Regions from separate parts of the Homo sapiens genome. Here region 1 is linked to region 2. Evidence: chromatin contacts called from ENCODE Hi-C or POLR2A ChIA-PET data. All regions are on one chromosome and are shown on one strand. The core of a region is the stretch at or near the end of the contact, and the rest is flanking DNA. Distances in the headings are between cores, read along the strand shown.

The links. Hi-C counts contacts between places; a loop is a spot of excess contacts on that map. ChIA-PET counts read pairs that join two places held with the same protein, here RNA polymerase II (POLR2A). Pooled maps may share reads with other maps.
Region 1: a loop to region 2 is called in a pooled map, with 2.8 times the contacts of the local background. The contact joins two enhancer-like sites. A Hi-C loop is called at or near these places in 1 of 168 maps with a recorded cell type or tissue (mammary epithelial cell), 1 of 37 single-sample maps with no recorded cell type and 9 of 50 pooled maps. POLR2A ChIA-PET finds 5 or more read pairs at or near these places in 9 of 52 experiments (CD4-positive, alpha-beta T cell, Panc1, T-cell and 5 more).

Annotation. Positions count from the first base shown.
Region 1 is chr5:68,249,813-68,254,658 of GRCh38, reverse strand. All of the region lies in intron 2 of PIK3R1 (phosphoinositide-3-kinase regulatory subunit 1), which reads right to left. Among named protein-coding and RNA genes, the nearest start is that of PIK3R1, 36 kb to the right of the region's middle. RefSeq lists enhancers at 3,903-4,520, 4,521-4,846. Within about 2 kb of position 1,843, at least 28 of the 41 ENCODE cell types and tissues checked have a DNase peak (open chromatin) inside an H3K27ac peak, as active enhancers do.
Region 2 is chr5:67,213,513-67,217,894 of GRCh38, reverse strand. No RefSeq gene overlaps it. Among named protein-coding and RNA genes, the nearest start is that of CD180, 19 kb to the right of the region's middle. RefSeq lists an enhancer at 1,756-1,995. Within about 2 kb of position 1,919, at least 33 of the 41 ENCODE cell types and tissues checked have a DNase peak (open chromatin) inside an H3K27ac peak, as active enhancers do.

The DNA of each region.
Region 1 (4,846 bases), core at 594-3,093, 1.0 Mb before region 2:
AGTCCATTCAGGCCAGCTCCAAGATAACAATGACTTTAATATCAAACCAATATTCCATAACCCTCTCTTTAGAATTCTTGACATGAGGTCACTGTTTATTGAAGGCTTCACTAAAATAAAGTCTTTGTAAAGATACCCTTGGGGTTAGAGGCCTAAGATGAAAATACCTTAATATGATTTCTCCTTTATAGAGAGATTCCAATGTCCCAGCCATGGATCATTCATTCCTTTGGGGGTTTTATTTTTTATTTGTTGGAAGAGTAGATGATCCCTCTGGTCCTTTTCAAATCTAAAATCCCATGATTCGAAACTCTTTTCAGTAAACTTCCAATTTTCCATACTAATTGATGAAGAGAGAGAACAAGAGAAGGGGCTTGACCATACAAAACAATGAAACATCTCAACAGTTTATATGTAAGTTAAGGATGCAGAATCATTCTTTTCTTGGGAATAAGTCTCTCCTGGTTTATCTTTGTATTTGGCAACTGCCAGAGAACAGGGAGTTCACAGAGCAATCCTGAGAAGTTTGCTCCAACACTGACTGGTCAACTGATTTATACAACATTCGAGTGTGCAGACTCACATTTACTTGCTGCATTTATGACCAAAGGGCAAACATTTAAAAATCACTCAAGATTCTGGAAAGGTTATAAAATACAAAAAAAAAAAAAAAAAGGGGGTCCACGGGAAAATAAAAAACATGACATTTATTAGCTCTTTTCTTGGAGTGGATATACATGGGTTTATAGTTCATTGTTTTCAGTCATCCTATGACTAAATAAGCTTTCCACCTGCTTAGTCAAGTGCTGAGAGAATATGACTACACCAAAGGATGTATGAAGCATGCATTTAATTTATCATAAAGAACTGTAATAAGGCAAATGTGCGCAGCTGGAACTAACTTGTACCAGATTTCGCCAATCCCCAAGCTCATAGTAGATACTTGCTAACACCTCCAGAAGTTCCGGCTGTTTTTAATTAATAGCTCATGTTGGGGGCATCTTGCCTGACTTACTAGAATGTCATTTTATTTAAAATAGGGTTCTGAACCTTAAAAAAAAATAGATCCCTTTATTTTTAAGTCAAGTAAATGATCCAAATAGAAATTTAAGTTTGGCTCTTTTAAAGGCAGCAATATTTCACATTGAATGTGCTCCCGAGGCCAGAGGAAATGTTCTTTCCTTTCCTAAAATTTCTAGCCAAGTACTCACAAACCCAGTTTCTTCCCAAGAATATTTGTTTTTTTATTTCTCAGAGCCTAGTTTTAAAAGGCTGGAACCTTTCACAAGTCAGAATAATTCCATTTGCTAGCTGGCTCTTTCTCCAAGTCCAGCTTGAATCCTATGGGACACATAAATCCTTGTCTGAAATGTAGGATAAGTGTCATGAAACATGCTAGGAAATTGGTAAACCACAGCTCAAAGCATAAATACAAAGATATAAGCGAAATCTACTCTAAAGTAAAACTATGACAAGCAGAAATACCACAATGCATTAATTCTTTAGCTAAGGTAACAAAAATATTCAAGGAAAAAGTATGTGTGTTATGACAAATCTGGGGAGAAAATAAAAATGCAACGTAGATAAAAATTAGTATTGCTAGGAGAAGAGACAAGGTAAATAAATGCACACTTGCCCTGAATTACCTAAGCCAGACATAAAGTCAATTTTTCCTGTCAAGTACTGTGTCAGGTGCCATCTGGGAAAAAAAACTGGGAGCATCTGAGAAAGGTGGAATCTGAGGGAGAAAAGGCAGAAAAGGGCATATTTTACAGCTACCATGCCGTATAGCCAATTGCCACTGGATGGCAGCGGGGTTTTACTTAGCAAAGTTGCTAAGAGCATTAGGATTGGTCATTCAATATCTGCCCTACATGTTCGGCCCCAGTAACTCAAGGTTTCAGGGAAATACAAAGTAGCTCCTTCCCACCCCCAAAATTGGGGATCTGTCCTAGAAATTGCAAATCTTTGTTCTGATTATCAGTAAATCCCTTGAAAATTACTAATTTACTATCAGAGTAAATTAAATTGGGAACTAAAATTAGAACTTCTAATAACTTCTACAATTTTGAAATTCAGAAAGCAAGCACACATGTAATCACATTTGCACGCACACATCCCTACAGTTTACTATTGCAATATTATCATCTTGAGCCCAGTACAACAAATTGGAACCACATTTTATTCTACTTTTTCTTGTTAACTTGATGGCTTCACCACACTTTTAAATGCTACACACTCCCTTCCCTCTCCCTTGGCATCTGATCCCCCCACTTTTTTTTTTTTGTAAATTCAGTAATCTCACCAGCAACAAGCTTTGCTTTCAAATAAGCATATCTGCCAACTTAAACAGCATCTCCTAAGGCAGCGGAGTAATGAAAGACACATGTAGGTACTTGCCTGTCATCAGATGCAAGCTCACGTCTGCCTGAAATTGGGCCTGTAATTCTGCTGATCCTCGGGTTCAGGACAGCATGGCCGAGAGTGGTCTACAATGCGGCCCTTAGTCTAAACAGCAGATGAAGGATGCAAGGGGCCAACCTTTTTCATCCCTGCTGGGCTCTTGACCAGTTGTTGCTCTTTAGTTCAAGGGGGAGATGTGAGGGATTGCTCAAACACTTGGCAGACAGAAAGGTCTTAAGACAGCAAGTAGTGAATTCTACCTCATTCCTGCTGATGAACTTGAGGCAGTGCTTTCCAAGCCCAAACTCATGATCCAACCAGAACATCTCCAAGAACAGTCACTCCTGCACACAGCCAAGGCTCCACCACCCCCAACCGGGTGAGGGCCCTACACAACTCCTGATCTGAGCCCCTCCTCAGATGAGACAGAGTTTGCTCCTTTCCCTCTCATAATGCAGTCAACTGTGTGATTTCCTTTGGGGAAATACAAACATTTTGTTTAAAAACTTGCAAAGTCTGAAGAATGGAAAAGTGTGAAAAGGCTGAAAAACTTGAAAGAAAGGAGTTGTAGTTCTGTCCATAAAAAAAGCTTCCTACTTTTTTGCAGCTGGGGCTACCATCAGAAATCAGTGGCTGATTCATCCAGGCCTACAGGAATCCCCTCTTTCCACCCCGCCCCCACCACCTACAGACTGACTTGAGCACCCTTTTATGCCCTTCCTGTAAGTGTTAGTGAACGGCTTACAAACGTTCAGTGCCCTTAGTTCTGCCAAACAAGTAAAAACTTCAAGGGTTGTGAGGGCTCACGAAGACATACTCATTATAAAAATTATTATTTTTTTAAAAAAGGAACCTAACAGGGTCCACTGAAAAACCAACTCATCAACACAGTTTATATCTTCCATCTTCTGAACTGGCAGCCTAAAAGTCATCTCAAGCACAGGGCTACCAGAGATGTGCTGCAAAGTGTTTTTTTTAAGAGGTTTCCACCAGACATTATTAAATTACTATTTTAAAATTAAATCTAGGATCCAGGAATTTTACCTTCCATAATAACAAGGGTGAGAGTAACTAATATAACCACTGTATCCTCCACCTTGAAGAATCTCTTCAGATAGTTGAAGTAGGATCCTTATCAGAAAGCGGTGGCAGTAACCCATTGTGTGCTGACTGGTTTTTATCCTATCTGGAAATCAATCATTTCCCTCCCTTTCCTTCTCCCTTGGGGAATTACAAAACAGACACGGAGCACCAGATTAACTTTCCTTTGTTCACAAAACGAAAACATACACACTCTCTTAAAATTATCTTCTGAAGGATATGAATTAGGCTTCCTCTTGAGCTCAGTACTGCTGGTAAGCAGGTTCTGAAGTCTCATAACTAATCTAAAGAACTCCAAGAGCACCAATTCAAGCTCCTCAAGTAGTGCTGGTTTTAGGAACTTAGGGCTGAGGACACATAGGCCTGCTAACAAAGCAAGGGCTCTCCTCGCAGGGCTGAATGCTAATAATAGGAAGTCTCCAACTTACATGTGGATTGTGTTTCCAAAGCTCATTTGTAAGCTGGCTGTGCGAAATCCAGAACACATTTTCCCCAAAAAAGCTTTATAAATGGTGGTTAGGTCCTGAGATTAGATCCCCAAAGTCTATTTCACTCAAGTGATTTTGCATGACTACATTGGCAATGACTGCAAACGGGCATGTTTTGGTGACATAAAGGGTAATATAAACTTCAGTAAACAAACATGGAAAACTAACTCACTTATCATAGCTTCTATTATATGTCTAAGTCTATCAAGGCCAATGGAAATAATCTAATCCCCCCACGCCTGACTTTCATCACTGATGTCAGAGGCAAGGAGCTGACGGAGCTGGGGAAAAGCAAAGGGCTGGAAGGCAGGCAGCAGAAGACGTGTGGCAATGCCAGAGAGCAATGCATGGGTTTCCACTGCCTTCCCATGCTGGGGCCTGTCTCTAGGACCCCCTGTCCCGTGGCAGGCACCCACTCTCTGCTCCTGCTCCCACAATCTGAGGAGCAGGCAGTGAAGCCTAAGCTCCTTAGACCCCAGAGAGAAAAGAAACACAGTGAGCTGGAGAGGAGCAAGTGCTAAGGGCGAAGGAAGACACACACCACTGGGGGTCTCCCAGCTGTTCCCAAGGTGTGCCGCTCACCCAGCTGGGGTGGCACGCTCGCTCATGCTCTCAGCTTCCCTCCATTAAGTTTTTAGCTACCCTCAAGGCAGTGAAAATTTTCTCTTCCCTTTGGTGACCCCAGAATCCAGCCCAACACTTGGCATAGAGTAAGCACATAATAGATGACTGTGAACAGTGATGGCCAGGGAACTATCTTCAGTTCTTTAGGGGTTCCCAGATGGGTATTCATCCAGTTATTCATTTGCTCACCAAATAGTCTATCAACTGTCTTCTACCTGAAAAACTTCAAA
Region 2 (4,382 bases), core at 670-3,169:
TTTCAACCACTTCTCTACCTGTGCCCTAAACACACCTGGCTCTCCCTGCTTAAGCCACTCTCTCTGCATGAAATATCCTTCCTTCCCTCTACCAAAATTCCAATGGCAAGCAAAACCCTTTTTGAATGTCTCAATTGCTTCTTGATTAATGTAATCCTCCTCTTCTCTGAAACCCTATTCCCCTCTACCTATTCCTCTGGTGGTCCTAATCACCGTCAGTTCTCCATTAGAGTTTCTGATGCATGTGTTATCCTTATAGAGAGTGGTTTCCAGGAGTGGCAGGCTTTGAGTCCCATCTGTCTTGGCTTCCACACAACCCTAGCTCAGTAACCTCCATCTATAATACATATACTTGAGGACCAGACGACTGGGCCAGTGTTCTGACTGTATGTGTAACAGGCACATTGTAGGTTTTCATCAGCTGGGTCTGAGTCTGGTAGGATGGGAAAGTGAGGCCTGCCTGACTTGCATAGTGAGGAAATCTTGGAATTAGAACAACACATACATAGCGGGTGAGTTACAGGGGTGGGCTCACATTTCTCGTTTTACCTTGACACTGGTTCATATCAAGTGGACTTTACTACTATTTTGAGTTCTCCTTCCTAAATTTCTAGCTTCCAGTTTGAGATTAGAACTATTTCTTCGTCACCAGGATAGCAAGCTCTTTTGTGTCTTTTTGTCTGAAGAAAAATAGTTCTCAGAGTTCCCCCTCCCATCCCACCATTCTACACACAGTATTGCCTTGGACTTGCCCTACTCCAGGATTCAGCCCCCAGGATCTGACCCACAACATTGCCTTGGCCTATAAAATTTTCATTTTGTTCCCTTTAAAAATAAATGCAGTGTTTTTATACTGAAACAAGGATGCATCCCACATGGTCAAACATAATTCAAACAGAGCAGTGTGTGTATTCAATGAAAAGTCTCCCTCCCCACACCACAGTCCCTGAGTTCATCTCCTCAAAGACAATCACTCTACCATTTTCTTGGGTACCCTTCCACTTTTCCCTCACTTGCAATGGAATGATTGCTGTTTTTATAGGAACAAAAGAACACCGTGCACACTCCTGTGCTCCTTAGGTTTTGTTCTTAACAATATTCAGTAATTTGTAAATCTAAGTGAATACATGCAAAGCCCTTAGAACAGTGCCCAGCCCATAGTTTATGCTAAATAAATGTCCCTTCACATGGGGGTATATCAAAAAACACACTGCAGCCTTCAAGAGTTTAAACCAACTAGACCCCAGGAGCACACAAGAAAATGATCCAGAGCCCAGAGGTGCTTTGTTCCACTCACATTTTCAGAGACAGAGTCCCTGCAGGCTTGGCTGTCACCTCTCCCACTTCATGTGTGGCATTTGAAGAAAATATTGCCATCAGTGCTCACCTTCTCCTAAATGAAGTCACACACCTACCTCCCTCTGATTCTGCCCAGTCTAAACAATACAAGAAATAAATGCTTCATAGTGGGTTTTGCTGCAACCACTTTCAGAAAACAGAGAAAAATCCCTTCTTGCCCTTTAATTTGATTGCATAGTAATGAAAGATAAATTCAATCAGATATAATGAGCTGCGTTGAGTCAGCATCCCAAACAGTGTGGCCAAAGCTGGCTCAGCTCTGCACCAGGTCACGGGTGTTTCTAAAGGGTCATGCAGACAGTCTCTTGCTTTTGGCCACTGTCCGAAACCTCTCCGCCCAAGTCCCTGAATTAGAGCAGAACTCACAGGTGATATAAATTCAGAAGTTAGTTAGGGCAAGGGCAAGGCATGGGGAAGAGACCAGTGAAGTCTCTGTTCCTCGTCAGAAGCAGTTCTCAGTGCAGAGGGCTTTATCTGATAGCCTGAAGAACACATCCTCTGTTGTCACCACTTTCAGTTCCCTAGCGAGGGAAGCCTGCCAGCACTTCCTGTTGTTGAACACCGAGGACCCTTTGAGGTGCCTGGGGCCACACCGGCAGCTCACAGCCACCCTGCCCAGCCGGGTCAGACCAGCAACCCAGGCGGGGCTGTGGGGCTGAAGCAGGGCAAGGGCACGGGCTCTCTGAATATTTGGTTGTTTGGGTGTCTGTGGAGTTTGGGAGAGCTCGTGACTGCATTTAGGAAGGAGGCTGGTGACTTAAGTAAACACGTGCCGCTCCAGAACAAATAGTCAAGAGTCCATTTAAATTCATTCTCCCCAGAGACTTTTGTTGCAAATATGCAAGGGTTGTGGGCTCATGGACATGTGCGCACACACGCAGGGTCTGCCCAGCAACTGAAGATGGGGAGAAATGCCATCACAGTGGCGATCCAATCTCACAGGGGAGGAAACGTGAGAGGCCTGACCCTTCCATGTTCCTCGCTGAGAGGCTTATGTGGGGTGAGGGACTGGGTCAAAACAAGGCCCAGCAATCACAGACAACTGTTCTTGCCACTGAGTCTCCGCCACATTCCTCAAAGCCCTGTGCACCTGATCCACACACCCGCATAGCTGCACATTCACGGGGAAAGGAGCCTAATTTCAGAACAGCTGCGGCTTCTTCACTGAGCCCATCGTATAAACTTTCTCAAAGGCCCTGACAACAAGAATATCAAAACTCCAGGAAGAAGTTGAGTAAACAGGTCACAGTTACCTAAAGTGGCACTCGGCCAAGCCACCTGTGCCAACAGAGATCCAGGGGATGAATGACCTCAACTGCTCCAGACCAGAGCAAGGAGAAACTTTACTGCAACAACATAATTGGGCCACTAGAGCCCTATGCGCAAACGCAAAGGCAAGGGCCAGAAAGACACCCCAAAGCATGTCCTTACCTAGAGCCGTGGTTGTAAATGCCAAGACTCAGACCAAGCTCAAGAGGAAGGTCAAAAGTCCACAGTTACTGTTCATCACGGAGGGAATGAGGGCTGTGGGCTGAGCATTGTTCCGGAGGTAGAATCGGACCAAGTCCTCTGTGCACAGATAGGGGAGAGGAGCAGGGCATAAGTTTAGAGAAGGGATCAGACACTCTCCAGAGAAGGATGGATGACAACTCCATGCAGCTGTCTGGAAAGTTCAGCGCTGTTGAGCCATTCCAGTGACTTTAGGGAATTAAGATGTTTGGGGTAGAATTCCAGATAAAACTCTGAATTTAGGCTAGCTTTCAGTTACATGAGCCAAAAACCTTGGTGATATTCTTGACCTCTCTCTTCTCTCTCTCTCTTCCCCCAAACCCCCACCCCTCCATATCCAATTTGTCAGAAATTCCTATTGGCCCTGTTTTCAAAATGTATCCAAAATCTAATTATTTCTCAGCACCTCCATTGCTGTCACCCTGGTCCGAGCCACCATCATCTCTCACCTCAGTTGCTGGAAGGACTCCTCCTGGGTGCCTGTTTCAACTCTTGGTCCCTTACAGTCCACAAGGGAGCCGGAGAGATACTTTTAAAATATGTCAGATGATGTCCCTTCTCTGCTGTGAGAAACCAACGTCCTCTCACTGCCCGAAAAGATCCTTACACGTTTGGCTCCCGCAGCAGCTCTGCCCTCATCTACGGCCTCTCTCCACCTAGCTCACCTGCTCCAGCCACACGGACCTCCTCATCATCCTGACCAGGACCACCTTTGCCTCCTGGGTTTCCTCAGGTGCAGCTCCCTCAGCCTGGGGAACTCCTTCCCGAGATGCATTCATGACTCACCCACCTCCTCAGCTCCTTCAGGCCTTTTCTCAAATTTCAACTTCTCAAAAAGCTCTGCATCATCTAAAAATTGCAAATGTATACAACTCTTCTCTAAACTGCTCTATTTTTCTCACATCACTTTTCCCTTTCTAAGGTTTTATTTAAGCACATATACATACATAAAATGCATTTATTATGTATTTATTATGCCTTTATCTGTCTTCTCCCAAGCTAAAAGGTAGAGCTCTGTGAAAACAAGGAATTTCATATTATGTGTTAATTAGTGGATCCTGTGAGCTTAATACAATGTCTGGCATATAGATGGTTCTCAATAGGAACAGTTTAAATCAACAAAGTAATTTAGGGTTTAAAAAATATATTTAGGCTGGGTGCGGTGGCTCAAGCCTGTAATCCCAGCACTTTGGGAGGCCGAGGCGGATAGATCACGATGTCAGGAGATCGAGACCATCCTGGCTAACACGGTGAAACCCCGTCTCTGCTAAATATACCACAAAATTAGCCGGGCATGGTGGTGGACGCCTGTAGTCCCAGCTACTCAGGAGGCTGAGGCAGGAGAGTGGCGTGAACCCGGGAGGCAGAGCTTGCAGTGAGCCGAGATAGCGCCTCTGCACTCCAGCCTGGGCAACAGAGCAAGACTACATCTCAAAAAAAAAAAAAATTATATATATTTAATGGTCCCTTTACCAGACTGGAAGCTTCCTCATGGTGGAAAAGGTGCCATCCAT